2 separate regions of the Homo sapiens genome follow, and region 2 is linked to region 1. A link is a contact called in ENCODE Hi-C data. All regions are on one chromosome and are shown on one strand. Each heading gives the region's core, a stretch centred on a gene start or an enhancer-like site at or near the end of the contact. The rest is flanking DNA. Distances are from core to core; before and after follow the strand shown.

Region 1 (2,950 bases), core at 113-2,612:
AGCAAGAAGCCCACGAGACCGTTGCAGACGATGGCGATGAGGGCCCCCTGGGAGATGGCTGCCCCCATGACAGGCAGCACCCTCAGACCAGCACAGACAGTGGAGCTGCCTCAATGGTGAGGCCCATGCCGAGGCAGGACTCTGGTATGGCCGGCCTTCAGAGGAGGCTGTGCTGTCTGCACGCTCAGTGATTCCTGGGCAGTGGAGATGTCTACCTGCAGTCCTGAGCCTGTTGGGGGTATACAGTAAAGGAGAGGGTGGTGAGGAGGAAGGGTGGGGTGAGGCCTAGGAGGAGAGAGGTAGGGAAGAGAGCCTCCCTCCCACATTTCTGGCCTCCCTGGTGAAAGACCTTGGGTCCCAACAGGCTCGAATACCCCACAGAGCCATCACCCCCATCCACAGGCTTGGTTCTGGCCACCTGAATGAGTGTGTAGCCACCGTGGGGAAGCTGCAGTAGGCAGCCGTCATCTCATTCTCCTTAGACCTGGTGGGCATGCCCTGGTCCTGCCCACCAAGCTTGCAGCCCTCAAAAGCCCTCTGTTGGTGGGTGGGATCCAGGAAGCCCCCAGCCCAAAAGGATGGGGGTTGTAAGCAGCTCTGGTGTGGCCTGGGCGCCTCCTCTCTCCCAGGACTCCAGCCAGCCCGACCAGGAGACCTCCAGAGGCGCCAGCTTGCACAGAGGGAACTTTGTGGAGGCCCTGGCAGGCATGTGCAGGCTCTGTGCGTCCAGGGCTGTGTGCCTCTATGTGGGGCTGCCTCTCTGGGTCAGGTGTGTGTGTGTGTCTGGTGTCTCACTGTCCCTCCGTTGGATGTGTGCCTGTGCCTCTGCACACCCACCTCTGTGTGTGTGGCTGCCTCTCCGTGTGTCCCCATCTCTGAGTATGTCTCCTCTATGTCTCATTTCTCTACCAGTGTGTCTCTGTGTATCTCTGCATCAGTCTCTGTGTCTCTCTCTCTCTTCCAGGCTGTATCCCCCTCTGTTCCCATGGACGTGTCCCTATCCCCTTCTCCGTGGGGTCTTTTCGGTGGTTCCTGTGTCTCTGTCTTTGTGTTCGTCTCTCTCCGCGGCAGTGTGTCTCTGTCTCTTTATCTCCATCTTCGGGTCGCGTGTTCTTGGCCCCCGTGCCCGTGGCGGGAGGCCCTTCTTACCTGAGTTGAGCCTGGTGCGCGCCCGCGGGAGGGTCCGGGGCAGCGGGATGCTCGGCGCCGACTAAGGCTTGGGAGCCTGCGGGCGGGGGGCGGCGGGAGGTGGGAGACCAGCAGAGGCGACGTCCGCTCCCCCGGCCCTCCCCCTCGGCCGCGCAGCCTCCACCGGCCGCTCCCGCCGCGGCGCGACCGGGGCGGCCTCTGCCGCGGGCGGTCTGCGGTGAGCGGGCACCTCCTCCCCTTGGGGCCGCACCTCCTCCGCGGCCGCGGCGCTCGCTCGCTCGGCAGCGCTCGGGCGGCGGCGGCGGGAGCTGCGCGGTGTTCGGCTGGGCTCGGCTGCGTTCGGTTGGGCTCGGCTGGGCTCGGCTACGTTCGGCTGGGCTCGGCCGGGCTCGGCGGCCAGCAAAAACAGCGAAGAGCCTCGCCTCCTGGGAGGCCGGCGGCCTGCGGCCCGGGGGCGGAGCCATCCCAGCGCCGCTGCCGCCACTCAATTGGCTGGCCGAACCCCGGTTCCCGCACCATTGGTGGTGCGCTGAGGTGGGGACCAGCCCGCCTCTCGTGCCGGCGCGGGGCGGGAGGAGGGCCGAAGGAGTAGCTGGCCCTGGATCCTTCCCGGGAGAGGGGATGGGGTGGGGGCAAGGCCTAACCTCTGGTAGGGATTTCTTGCACCTTCTACACCTGGAAGGGTTGTACACCCCACATCCGAGAAAGGCCAAGGCCTCTGCATTTCCACATGTGAGGAAACCACCCCTCTGTATCTGGGAGAGGTCTCTTAAGTAAGTCATCCGGAGGAAGGCCCCGCGTCCCCACACCTGGCAGGAGACTGAATCTCCTCACCTAGGGAACCGCCTATAGTGCAGTCCCGCACTTCCCTCTGCCACCTGGGTGTGGACTCTGCATTCCCACTTTAGAGGGCCCCAGGTTCCCTGGCCCTAAGAGGTGTGAAAATCTCTGGCAACACAGGTTCTTTGGACACATTTACTGAGTTCCTACCCAGTGTTGGTCGCAGGCTTGCTGCCAGGCTGTTGGGGAGTCTGGGACAGAAATGGAGTGTCCTGAGCGATGGTTCTGCCCTGGCTGGAATAGGTGCAGGCGTGGTGGAAATCCTGCCTTGCCATCCTAAAAGCTCCCCTAAGAAGAAGATAGCTTGGACAGGAGCAGTGAGGTAGACCTTGTCCTCCCCGACCTTCACAGGCCAGTGATTGTCACCTATTCTGATCCGGCCGTCTTCTCATCCCGCTCTACATGCTCTCCTTGGAGGATCACATCCCTGAAGCTATATCATGAAGACTCCCAGTGCTCCCAAGTCTAGCCTTAACTTCTCTCTGGAATCCTAGACTCATATAACTAAGTGCCTACTGTAATCGGGGCAGTATTGATTCCTGGTTCACTTACTAACTTTGTGATCTTGAGCAAGTTACTAAATCTCTCTTAGCCTCAGCTTCCTCATCTGTAAAATGGTTGTAATGCTACCTCTCAGGGTTGTTATTCACTAATTTATAGCAGATCGATCACATCTCAGCAAATGCCAGCTGACACAACCCCCAGGACCATGTGACTAAGAGGCCCCTTCCCCCAATCCAATGCCATGAAATTCACATAAGACCCCTGTAAATCCAGATGCTATCTTGAAAGAAGAAAGGGAAGACTGAGTCATCCAAAGCTACCAAAGTACTTAGAGACTGTCTAAAATAAATTATTGGATCCTATAGAGTTTACCAGAGTGGATTACTTTTAGCTCCCCCCCACTGCCCATTACCCAGCAGGGTGAGGGCATTGTGAGAAAGATCAGCCTAGTTATAGG
Region 2 (2,913 bases), core at 110-2,609, 1.1 Mb before region 1:
ATAGGACGACTAATCTTATGGGAGGCTGTGGATAAAATGCCCCCTGTGGCTTCCCCACTTCCTATTCTTGGAAGCCAGAAGTGGGTTTCAGCCCTCCTCTGCCCATAGATCCTGATCCTCAACCATTTGGGGATCCCTACTTGCCCTTAGTTAGGCTTCCTAGTCCACAGTGGGCCAGCTGGTCTGTACTACCCAGGGCTGGGGCAGGAACGGAGTAACCCACTCACTGCAATGTAGCAACTGAACACAGAGGAAAACAGGTGTAACCACATGAGCGGCTGAAAAATCAGAGTAACTGGGACAGGAAATAGAACATAACTGGTGGGTCTGCCAGACCTAAGAAGTGCAAACAGAGTCACTCAGAACAAAACCAGGGTGAAACTGGTGTGACCAAGGAGTAACTAGGACTGAGGAGTAACTCAGGCAGGGAAATGCTCACTCAGAGAACCCACAGAGTAACCAAGAGGCCAGGGAGTAACCAGAATGCTTGTCGTCTTCTGCACAGACGCTGACAGCATCTGTCTGGATAACAGACAGGGCCTGGGAGTCGCTGAGCACCAGGTGAGCAACTTTAGACACGCGTCCTCTGTGCCTGGGCCTAGCTTCCTCCCACCCTTCTACCGTCAGAATCTGCCTCCCTTCCCACTTCGCTGTTCGCAGCCCATGTGGCCTGCACCCTCTGCCCCCACTCGTGCAAACTGTCCTCACTCACTTCAACCTTTGGACTTTTTGAGGCTTAATTATTCATTAGAGGCCAGACACCCAGGACCCAAATAACCTAATAATGGCTCATTTGCCTCCGCCCCCTCCCCTACATCTGGGGGCTGGGATTCTGGGAATCTGGAGGGGTGTGGGAGGCAGGGGAAGTGGCTGGCTGTCCCAGACTGCAAGCGTGACCGCTGCCCCCAGCCTGTTGGCTGAGTCACTTGTGGGAGGGTAAACGATCGGCACTATCACTGGGGAGTAACAGCTGTCATTCTGGCAAGAGTCGGAGCTGTCAGAGAGGGGGTTAGAACCGTGGGGAAGAGGACTTTGGAAGTCAGCTTGATCCTCCGCGGTTAAGCGTGGGGGTCACAGCTGGGGAGGTGGGTCCAGGCTACCTTGGAAAACACAGCCCCTTCGGGGAAGTGAGAGTTTGGGGAGTGCAAGGGCTGGAGAGAGAAGGGCTTCCCCGGCTCCCTCCACTCACCACCAGGATGAGGGTCCCCAGGCACTCGGCCAGCGCCTGTCGGAGCAGCCGGTAGCGGATGTGGAGCATCTCCCCGCAGCGGGACACCAGCTCCTTCTGTCGACCCATGGCGGGGCAGGCGGCGGCGCTGTCGGGCGGGCAGGGGTGGCGGGAGGCGGTGGCGCAGCGAGCAGCGGCCTCCAGCGCTGGTGGCTCCCTTTATAGGAGCGCTGGAGACACGGGCCCCGCCCGCCCTGCAGCCCCGCCCTGCAGTCCCGGAGCGCCGAGGAGTGCGCGCCCCCTCGCCCCCGCCCCACCTCGGCTGGGAGGCTGGTGCGGACGCCGGGTGGAGGGAGCTGCGGGCATGGAGTGTGAGGAGCTTTGAGGGACGGGTGGCCTTCGGAGGGCGCTTAAGGGAGGGGACGTCAAGGGGGCTGAGAGGCTTAGGCAGATCTGAGAGCCAATGGTGGGATTATAGGCAGGGTTCAGGGCCATGGCTGGAGAGGATGCAGCTGTCATAGAGACCACCTGCGCCCTGTGATCACCCCACTTCCTTGCGGGCAGGAGGAGACCTGTCAGAAAGAAACTGGCCGCATCTCTCCAGGATGACTGGACCCAACAGATCCTCAGTTCGAGGCAGGAGGAGGAGGCTGCGAGCCCCAAGTGAGAAGCAACACTGTCTCTTCTGTCAGGACAGATAAGGCACCGACCCTTCAAGGGGACAGCTAGTGTCAGAGGGGCAGCAGTCCAGACTCAGGTGGGCACACAGACACACGTGCTGAGTTCCAACCAGACTTCATGGGCCCTTCTCCCTGTGCTATGAGCACGTCGTGTGTCGCATGTCCTGGCCAGCTATGTCCACAGCTGTGTCTACACATGGCGGATGTCCTGTGTGCCTAATTGTACGGCTGGGCATTCCTCGTGGCTGTGCACATGCCTGTTGAACATGGCTAGGTGACCTAGCTTGTCACACGTGTACCTGCGTGCATTGCTCACATGGCTCCAGAGGCTGAGCTGCAGTTGCCCCGACATGCCACATGCCACATGTTTGCCAGCAGGCTGAGTCCCAGCTGTTTTTAACCCTCTCCTCTCCCATCTGACTTACCCCCAGCCAAGGAAGAGTCTGTCTCTTTTTTTTTTTTAGACGGAGTCTCTCTCTGTCGCCTAGGTGGAGTGCAATGGCGTGATCTCGGCTCCCTGCAACCTCCACCTCCCAGGTTCAAGTGATTCTCCTGCTTCAGCCTCCCGATTAGCTGGGATTACAGGTGCACACCACCATGCCCAGCTAATTTTTGTTTTTTTAGTGGAGATGGGGATTCACCATGTTGACCAGGCTGATTTCGAACTCCTGACCACAAGTTATCCACCCGCCTCAGCCTCCCAAAGTGCTGGGATTACAGGCGTGAGCCACTGAGCCCAGCAAGTCTGCCTCTTTAAGCAAACTTAATTATGGGGGAGTCAGCCCTATCTGAGGGGGATCATGGGACAACCTTGCCCTCTCTCTCTTTTTAAAGAGTAGGGTCTTGCTCCATCACCCAGGCTGTGGTGCAATCACAGCTCACTGTAGCCTCGAACTCCTGGGCCCAAGTGATCCTCCCACCTCAGCCTCCAGAATGGATGGGACTATAGGGACTATGTGCCACCATGACACTCAGCTAATTTTTAAAAATCTGTTGTAAAAATGAGGTCTTGCTATGTTGCCCAGGTTAGTCTCAAACTCCTGGCTTTAAACGATCCTCCCACCT

What was found. Hi-C counts contacts between places; a loop is a spot of excess contacts on that map. Pooled maps may share reads with other maps.
Region 2: a map with no recorded cell type shows a loop between it and region 1 (12-fold over the local background). The contact joins the promoter of AQP3 here to the promoter of ENHO in region 1. A Hi-C loop is called at or near these places in 8 of 37 single-sample maps with no recorded cell type and 4 of 50 pooled maps.

The regions. Positions count from the first base shown.
Region 1 is chr9:34,521,628-34,524,577 of GRCh38, forward strand. ENHO (energy homeostasis associated) reads right to left here and starts at 1,363. Exons shown (of 2, transcript NM_198573.3): 1 at 1,150-1,363; 2 at 1-229. The coding sequence starts at 68. RefSeq lists an enhancer at 107-659 and silencers at 1,289-1,398, 1,419-1,788.
Region 2 is chr9:33,446,234-33,449,146 of GRCh38, forward strand. AQP3 (aquaporin 3 (Gill blood group)) reads right to left here and starts at 1,360. Exons shown (of 6, transcript NM_004925.5): 1 at 1,190-1,360. The coding sequence starts at 1,297. RefSeq lists a silencer at 1,346-1,535.